2 separate regions of the Homo sapiens genome follow, and region 2 is linked to region 1. A link is a loop called in an ENCODE intact Hi-C map of the cell type or tissue named here. Cell type or tissue: HepG2. All regions are shown on one strand. Each heading gives the region's core, and the rest is flanking DNA. Links, peaks and the distances in the headings are about the cores only. Region 1 overlaps CPLX1 (complexin 1). Region 2 overlaps GAK (cyclin G associated kinase).

Region 1 (4,258 bases), core at 1-4,000:
AGGCAGGTGGATCACGAGGTCAGGAGTTCAAGACCAGCCTGGCCAACATGGTGAAACCCTGTTCTCTACTAAAAACACAAAAGTTAGCCGGGTGTGGTGGTGGGCGCCTGTAATCCCAGCTACTCTGGAGACTGAGGCAGGAGAATTGCTTGAACCCGGGAGGCGGAAGTTGCAGTGAGCCGAGACTGCACCACTGCACTCCAGCCTGGGTGACAGAGTGAGACTCTGTCTCAAAAAAAAAAAAAAAAAAAAAAATTTCACGGAGAATGCCTTCAGATCCACTTGTAAATTTAAGAGACACTGCAAAGTTGCTAGTGCTGTTGATTTATTAGGACTAGTGAGTGCAGTCAGTGAGCTGAGGTCTCAGGCTGGTGAGAAAAACCAGCCTCCAAGGTGAATATAACTTAAATAGCTCAACATAAACATTGTAACAAATATAATTTCCCTTAACAGGCGTTTATATTCTCAAGGACAGACAACAAAAGATCTTTGAATGGGTGGATAGTTCAGGGAAGTTTTTGTTTATTTTGCAGACATTTAGACAGAAAGTCAACTTTTTGATGATGAGATATGGAATCAGTAGAGACCTAAGTCCAAGTTACAGAGTTGGAAGTGGTGTGTAAATGTCTGCAACTTCCCCACCCGTTGTAACAAGAGCCTGGGCAGAAGCCAGGTTTGCAGTGGCAAACACTGTATCAACAGCCTCTCACGGTGCTTCTCCAAGTGCCGCTGAGATTTATGACCTGTGAAACCTGTTACAATTGCAGCTGAGACTGAACAAGATACTGTGGAACTTACAATAACGGACTTCTTAAGCTGCCCCACTCAGAGGTGTGTGTCTTATGTTTCTGAGTAAGTGCCACACGGGGTCATCTCAGATGCCACGTGTTAACCTCCTGTAAGGGCTCCAGAGCATTCGGTGCTTACAAACCTGCCCCCATGCCCCTCCGTGGCTGTATGTAAATACTGCTTAGCGCTGAGCCCTGCAGTGCACTGCGATTACACTTCTTATAAAGTCTTTTCTTTGTTCTGTAGTTCTTTTTTTTTTTTTTTTTTTTGAGACGGAGTCTTGCTCTGTCACCCAGGCTGGAGTGCGGTGGCACAATCTCGGCTCACTGAAAGCTCCACCTCCTGGGTTCAAGCAATTCTCCTGCCTCGGCCTCTCGAGTAGCTGGGATTACAGGCACCTGCCACCATGACTGGCTAATTTTTGTATTTTTAGTAGAGACGGGGTTTCACCATGTTGGCCAGGCTAGTCTTGAACTCCTGACCTCAGATGATCCACCCGCCTCAGCCTCCCAAAGTGCTGGGATTACAGGCGTGAGCCACCACGCCTGACCCCTTATTTTTATCTTCTAACACTTCAACTGAATTTTTAATTTCTGCATTTATATTTTTAATTTCCAAGAGCTCTTTTCTGTTTTCTAAATGTTCGTTCTCTTTACAAGTTTTCCTCTGTTCTCTGTGTTGTCTCTGAGCTCTGTTTTGGGAGCCCCCAGATAAACTGGGGTTCCAGTGTGTGAGAGCTGGCAGTCTTGCCCTAATGGGAAATGAATGGGGCTAGACCTGGTGCCTTTCATGGAATCCTTCTTTCACCTGGTGGACGGCTTGAACGCTAGTTACCCGACCCATGGCCGGGGCCCCTCACACACGACACTTGTTCATACTGGCAGATGCCCGGTGGTTTGTGTCTGCTCCATGTACAGGCTCTGCCTGCCTGGCCATCACTCTGGCACAGGGACTCCAACCTTGTGTTCCTCCCGGACTCCTGGGGAAAACCTGGCCTGGGGTAGCCCCTGGTTCTTCAGATTTAAGGCACAGATTTAATCCACCACTGCAATAGGAAACAAGTTCGAAGATTTTTGCTACAGATCCTGGCAGAGAGGATGCTGTGAGTCGCGGGGGCCATCCTCCATCTCCGGGTCGCATGAGGCAGGAATGAAGAGTCAGGGAGAGGGCCGGGCGTGGTGGCTCATGCCTGAAATCCCAACACTGTGGGAGGCCAAGGCAGGTGAATCACCTGAGGTCAGGAGTTCAAGATCAGCCTGGCCAACATGGTGAAACCCGGTCTCCACTAAAAATACAAAAATTAGCTGGGCGTGGTGGCAGGCACCTGTAGTCCAAGCTGCTCAGGAGGGTGAGGCAGGAGAATCACTTGAACCCAGGAGGCAGAGGTTGCAGTGAGCTGAGATTGCGCTACTGCACTCCAGCCTGGCAACAGAGCGAGACTCCGTCTTAAAAAAAAAAAATCAGGCAGAGTGGGGACAGCTAGCATGATTATAAGAGGAAGTGGAGTGTGGGTCCCTTGTATTTGCAGGCAGATACCTGTATGGTCCTTTCAGAGCAAGTGGTGGGAAAAGCAGGGGTTCCACCTGCTGGACGGGAGAGAGGCCTCTGAGTTCACATGTCTGGCCGCCGGCTTGGGTCGCCCAGGTGTGGCTCTGCCTCCGATGCCCAGGCAGTGGTCTTTGCTGTGTCATTTTGTTACAAGCTCCTTTTCCGTCCATTTAGCTTGCAGCTTTCTTTGTGTCAGAGACTTTCCCTGGATGCACATTTATGTTTCAGCGAGTCAGGAAAAGCTGTTGGAAGTCTTCTGTGTGTGTGTGGGAATTCTGGGCTTACCTGTAGGGCAAACGTGGCGAGCTGGCTTTTATGCTTGGGAATCCGCACAGGTCAGGCCCTTTAGGTCTTTTGGGGAGTGTGGCTCCATCTCCCCAGAAATGGATTCTGTGTGGCTGGATGGTGGATCTATGAGCAGGGCAGTGGACTGGGCTTGAGTGAGGGCTCTGTAGGGTGCAGATATTCCATGAACTCTCTGTTTTCAAGGAATCACTTCTGCCCTTTAGGATTGGTGCCTGAGGATTGGTCTGAGTCTGGGGGTCTCTGGTTCAGTTTCTCCAAGGAAATGATTTCTTGATATCTCATTGCCACGTGGGTGGTGGGCCCAGTGCCCTTTATACAGACCTTTCACCATCCCTCATGTCTGCCCCACTCGCCTGACAGCAGGGCCTCCAGTCCCAGAGTCTTCCTGGGGTTCTGCCCGGCTGGTCAGCTTCTCAGCAGCATCTCCCTCTGCAGAGCCCATCCGTGCACCTGCTTTCCATCGTCCCCAATCTGATACCGATTTACCTGGCCTCTCCTCTCTTGTTGTGTTATTCTTGTGAAATTATACTATTCACTTTCTCTTTTTTTTTTTTTTTTTTTGAGACAGAGTCTAGCTCAGCCACCCAGGCAGGAGTGCAGTGGTACAATCTTGGCTCACTGCAACCTCCGGCTCCCAGGTTCAAGCAATTCTCCTGCCTCACCCTCCCAAGTAGCTGGGACTACAGGCATCTGCCACCACACCCAGCTAATTTTTGCATTTTTAGTAGAGACGGGGTTTCACCATGTTGGCCAGGCTGGTCTTGATCTCTTAACCTCATGATCTGCCTGCCTCGGCCTCCCAAAGTCCTGGGATTACAGGTGTGAGCCACCGCTCCCAGCCTGTTCAGTTTCTTTACTCCCATCTTAGTGGGGTTGTGGAAAGGCACGTCAATAAGCATATATGTTCAATCCATCATGTTTAAACAAAACTCAGTACACTATCATTTGTAAGGGTGCCTGGCATTAGGACGGCCAGCGTTAGGACATTAGGATAGCCAGCATTAGAGCAGGCAGCGTTAGGACACCGGGCGTTAGCATTAGGATGCTCAGTGTTAGGACACCCAGCGTTAGGACACGCAGCGTTAGGATGCCCAGCATTAGGAACGTGCTGGGATTACAGGCGTGAGCCACCGTGCCTGGCCCCTAAGTATATTCTTGAGTTTTGCTCTTGATATGGTCAAGTCACTTAGAAAGAGTTTGGTCCTTTCCTCTCTTATTTTGGAACTTTGCTAGGTGGGATTCGAGCGGTATTCTGTCTGAAGATAATTTCCCCACACTCAAGCCCATACCCTTTTTATTACTCTGATGGACGCCCTTTGATTTATGACTTTTTCTTCTCTGTCTGTTGGGAACACTCTCATTAAAAAGCAGAATTGTCAGATTGGATAAAAAATCAAGATCCAGTTCTGTGCTACATACAAGAAACCCACTTTAAATATAAAAAGACTCTGCTGGGTGCGGTGGCTCCTGCCTGTAATCCCAGCACTTTGGGAGGCTGAGGCAACTGAATCACCTGAGGTGAGGAGATCAAGACCATCCTGGACAACATGGTGATACCCCTGTCTCTACTAAAAATACAAAAATTTAGCGGGGCGTGGTGGCGGGCGCCTGTAGT
Region 2 (4,510 bases), core at 254-4,253, 61 kb before region 1:
GTTAGGAGCAACTAAAACATTGCTACAAGGGAAATTTCTAGCATGAAAAACTTCTATTCGAAAGACAAAATCAGCTGTGTGGTCCCCTCTCAGGGCACGTCACGTGGTGACGCGGCACGTCTGCCCCCAGGTACATCGAGTACATGTGTGACATGGTGGCGGAGGAGCCCATCACACCCCACAGCAAGCCCATCCTGGTGAGGGCCGTGGTCATGACACCCGTGCCGCTGTTCAGCAAGCAGAGGAGCGGCTGCAGGCCCTTCTGCGAGGTCTACGTGGGGGACGAGCGTGTGGCCAGCACCTCCCAGGAGTACGACAAGATGCGGTGAGTGCAGCTGCAGCCCCACGCTGTGCTCCCTCCTCCTCACCCCTCCGGAAAACCGTTAAAGAGGAACCCTGGCCTTGCCGGGGACAGGCGCTTGCTGAGGCGGACGTGTTTGGAACTGTGGCGTCTGTGGCAGGTCACTTGGGATCCTGGTCAGCAGCAGGAGGTCACAGGGATCCGAGTGTCCAGGAGACTTGAGAATGGGATCCTGGTCAGCAGCAGGAGGTCACAGGGATCCGAGTGCCCAGGAGACTTTAGAATTCTTGTGAGGCTCTTCATGGGGGTTATTCTTTATTGGTTATTACACATTTTAGCTAAGTGGACAATTTCTCATTCTGTTTTTTGTTGTTTTTGTTTGGTTGGTTTTGGGGGTTTTTAAAATTTTTCTCTTGTCATTCTGTCCTTAGGGACTTTAAGATTGAAGATGGCAAAGCGGTGATTCCCCTGGGCGTCACGGTGCAAGGAGACGTGCTCATCGTCATCTATCACGCCCGGTCCACTCTGGGCGGCCGGCTGCAGGCCAAGGTGAGAGAGCCTGTGGCTTGCCCGGTGCTCCCCACTCACGCCTAGGCTCATGGGGGGCTGGGGGCCACAGTGCGCTCACTTCTCACCGAGGGTCCAGGGTGCTCGCTGTTTGGTGAGTGCCGTGGGCTCTCATGTGGCGACTGCCCCACAGCGCCCCCTGCTTGCCCCGTGCACTTGACGCGGCAGGATCTCAACCTGAAAAGCCTGGCGTTTCCATCGAGACTGAGTTTGAGGGTCCACTTGGGGCAGCCCCCACGGCAGTCCCGTGAAGCAGCTTGTGGGCCCATGCGTTCTCCTCAGGGTTACCTGCCACACACAGACCCTCTCCCGCTTCCCCCACAACATGTGGCACGGGGGCGCCGTCCATGCCTCCAGCACCATGAGCCGCTCTCAGATCTCGCCCATTGGGAAAAATTGGCCTGTGGCCCCAGGATCTGGATTCACCCTCCACGTGGGGTGTCGTGTTTGCTCTCTTTGCAGATGGCATCCATGAAGATGTTCCAGATTCAGTTCCACACGGGGTTTGTGCCTCGGAACGCCACCACTGTGAAATTTGCCAAGTACGTTGGTACCGCTTGTGCTCGGTGGGGAGGGACAGGTGCCCTGTGCCGCAGCACCTGCATGTGGGCCGGTCGTGGGAGCCCCAGGGGGAGTGGCGGGCTGTGTGACTGCTGCTTGGTGGCTCTGGGCCTGTTCCTGGGCCATCCTGGAGCTGCGCGTGTGTAGGCTGCTGGGGTGGACCCGGTGGCTGCTGCTCTGCCCCCCCGTTGGTGTGTGTGTCTGTTAGAATTTAGCCCTCACACCCGGGCGTGGCGTAAGCAGGTGAGCGGGTGGCGGCTGCATCTTAGCAAACGTTCCTGAGCCTGCTGTGTGCAGAGTGCCCTGCCAGGCGGAGGCTGGAGATGATGCGGGGCAGTCCTGTCTGGAAGCTCACACTCTGTTGTTAGCTCCCTCTGTAAACAAGCGCAGCCACGGGATGGCCCCCACCCCTGCCATGCCCAGCACCTGTTAGCTCTCTGTCCTCTTGACGTTGGTGCCCAACAGCGCATACCCTGCCCTCTGCAGGCTCAGGTGCAGATGCGGTGAGCAGCAGAGCAGGCTCTCACACCCGGGCGTCCTGATTCTAACTGGAGGTCTGTCTTTTTTTTTGAGACAGAGTCTCGCTCTAACGCCCAGGCCGGAGTGCAATGGCGCAATCTCGGCTCACTGCAACTCCACCCACCAGGCTCAAGCGATTCTCTCGCCTCAGCCTCCTGAGTAGCTGGGATTACAGATCTGCACCACCACGCATGGCTAAGTTTTGTATTTTTAGTAGAGATGGGTTTCACTATGTTGGCCAGGCTGGTCTTGAATTCCTGACCTCAAGTGATCCACCTGCCTCGGCCTCCCATTTAACTGGAGATCTTTCTACTCAATCACAGGCAGGCTTATCTGCCAAGACACAGTGGAACAAACATTGTTCCAGGAGTCAGAGGGGGCACCCACGGGGGCTCCCAAGACAGAGGCTGTGGCTGCAGGGCCTGCTGTGTTCCAGGCTCTGTGCTCTTGGTTCCTACCCAGTAAACAAAGGGAAGCCTTGGGCCAGCCCCACGGGGATGCTGGCGGACTCTGCACCTTGGGAGGGGTGCTGGCCTGGCCTGGGTGAGCTCAGGAAGAGCTGGCGCCTGCTGCTGTCAGGGACGGCCTGCACCGGGAGACCGGGGTGTCTTCTTGTGTTTTTCTGTCTCTGTGATTCTTTTTTTACATCTCTTGTCTTTGTTGTGTCTTACGCTTTTCTTTTTTTAACTCACATATTCGCAACTTTAATAATTTTGTTTCTTTTTTCCTCCTTTGGAGGAAGAAAAACACCCAGTGCTCTTAGAGTTTTCAGCCACGGTGGAGGCGGTGCTTAAAATAGTGTTTTAAAGACCAAGGTACTGATGATGAAGAGGAAAATGTCGGTGAAGGACCTGTCGGGGACTTAAATGCTGGAGGCAGGAGGCAGGGACTTTGGTAACTGATTGATTATTCAAGAAAGTCGGGGGAATGATGGGAATTTCACCAGAGATCTGGAACATAAAAAGGAGACAGATGTGAATTCTAGAACTGAAAAATATTACAGCCGAAATGAAGGCTTCAGTACATGATTAACAGTGGAATAGGCACAGCAGAACAGACTCTGAATTGGTAGAAAAGATCTTCTGACAGCAGCGCAGAGAAGAAAGGATGGAAGAAGACACGTACAGAGAGGGTCACGAGAGAGACTGTGGCACTGCAGGGGCCTGGCATGCTTTTACTTGAAGTTCTAGGAGAAGAGAGAGAGTGGAACAGAAATAATACTTGAAAAATCATTGGCCAAAAATTTTCCTAAACTGATGGAGGACGTCAGAACCACGAAATCAAGCTCTGCAGACGCCAAAGAGGATACTTTTTTTTTTTTTAACAAAAAGAAGAAAAGAGGTTCAGTACCTCAGAGCATCCTGGTTGAATTGCTGGAACCCGAAGAGAACAATCTCCAGCCCGAGGACAGGACGGGGTGGGAATGCATGACCTGCAGAGTGACACCCGAAGGCAGCTGAGGCGCGCCGTCTCTAAAGTGCTGAGAGAAAAATACGGGAATTCTATATCCAGTGAAATTATCCTTGAAATATGAAAGCCAGTTAAGGATGTCTTCAGCCAAGCAAAGGATGAGAGAGTTGATTGTTGGCAGAACTGCTCCATTTCAGCAAGTATCCAAGGCAAGCCTGCAAAGCCTGCAGCCTAGGGAAGGAAGGGCAGGGAGGCTGGAATGCATGACTCTGTGGTGAAATGACACCAGCACCAGCTGCTTAAAACACCAATACTAACGTCCTGTGGGTTTTAAAACCTGTTTGGTAGTAACATATCTGACAGCAGGAGCACCAGCGCGTGCGCACACACAGACAGCAGGAGCACCAACACACGTGTGCATGTACACACACACAAGCACCAGCGCGCACACACACACACAGCCGAGGAGGGGATTAACCGAGTGAATGTGTTTCAGGAGCTCCATCACCAGGAAGCAGAGAATGTACCAATCCCTAGGGCAGATTAAAGATGCAATCAAGAAGAAAAATGGAACAAAAAATATGTGATGAATTCGCCAGAACAACGTAGAGATAAACAAACAAACCCAGGTGGGATATAGATAGAAAACAGCCAGCTGGTAGACCGACGCCCTGCTGTGCCTGTCAGTCATCCCATTGAAGGTGGATAGAAGACACACTCCAGTTAATCGGGCTGGATTAAAAACCAAGCTCACACAAAACTCAAGTCTATACTGCTTACAGGAGCCATACTTCAAAACCCTTGCACACGAAGACCTAGCAAGGCTGAAGTGGAATAATTGGAAATTGCTTACCATGCAGACCATAACAGGAAGAAGGCTGGTGTCACTGTCCATATCAGGTGGGATAGACCAAGGCAGGAGGTGACGGGTGACGTTGCAGGGGCGAGGGCAGTGACATGGCTTCAGTACAGGCAGCACAAAGGGCAGAAGGAGGGGTGAAGTTGACAGGCCCACGCTGATGGCCGCCTCTCTCCCCAGGCAGTGGAACAGGTAGACAAGAACAGGATATAGTTTTTTTTTTTTTACAAGGTTTAACCAACTTGACCTGAGTTTTGCAAACTTCAGCGAATACTTGGAGAAATGGCATCTGT

The links. A loop is a pair of places that touch in the nucleus more often than their neighbours do. Peaks named below come from ENCODE experiments on the same cell type or tissue, not always from the same donor. Only the 100,000 strongest peaks of a DNase experiment are listed, where the experiment ranks them.
Region 2: it touches region 1 in a loop (11-fold over the local background); 1 of 110 quality-filtered maps calls a loop at or near these places.

The regions. Positions count from the first base shown.
Region 1 is chr4:812,211-816,468 of GRCh38, reverse strand. All of the region lies in intron 2 of CPLX1 (complexin 1), which reads left to right. Among named protein-coding and RNA genes, the nearest start is that of CPLX1, 12 kb to the left of the region's middle. In HepG2, for the core only: a CTCF peak has its summit at 2,354 (motif pointing left); DNase peaks (open chromatin) are centred at 568 and 2,368; H3K4me3 peaks cover 346 bases; H3K27me3 peaks cover 2,157 bases.
Region 2 is chr4:873,430-877,939 of GRCh38, reverse strand. GAK (cyclin G associated kinase) reads left to right here. Exons shown (of 28, transcript NM_005255.4): 16 at 131-325; 17 at 733-850; 18 at 1,331-1,410. It also overlaps LOC105374341. Among named protein-coding and RNA genes, the nearest start is that of CPLX1, 50 kb to the right of the region's middle. In HepG2, for the core only: no CTCF peak of the experiment used is centred there; DNase peaks (open chromatin) are centred at 1,979 and 2,449.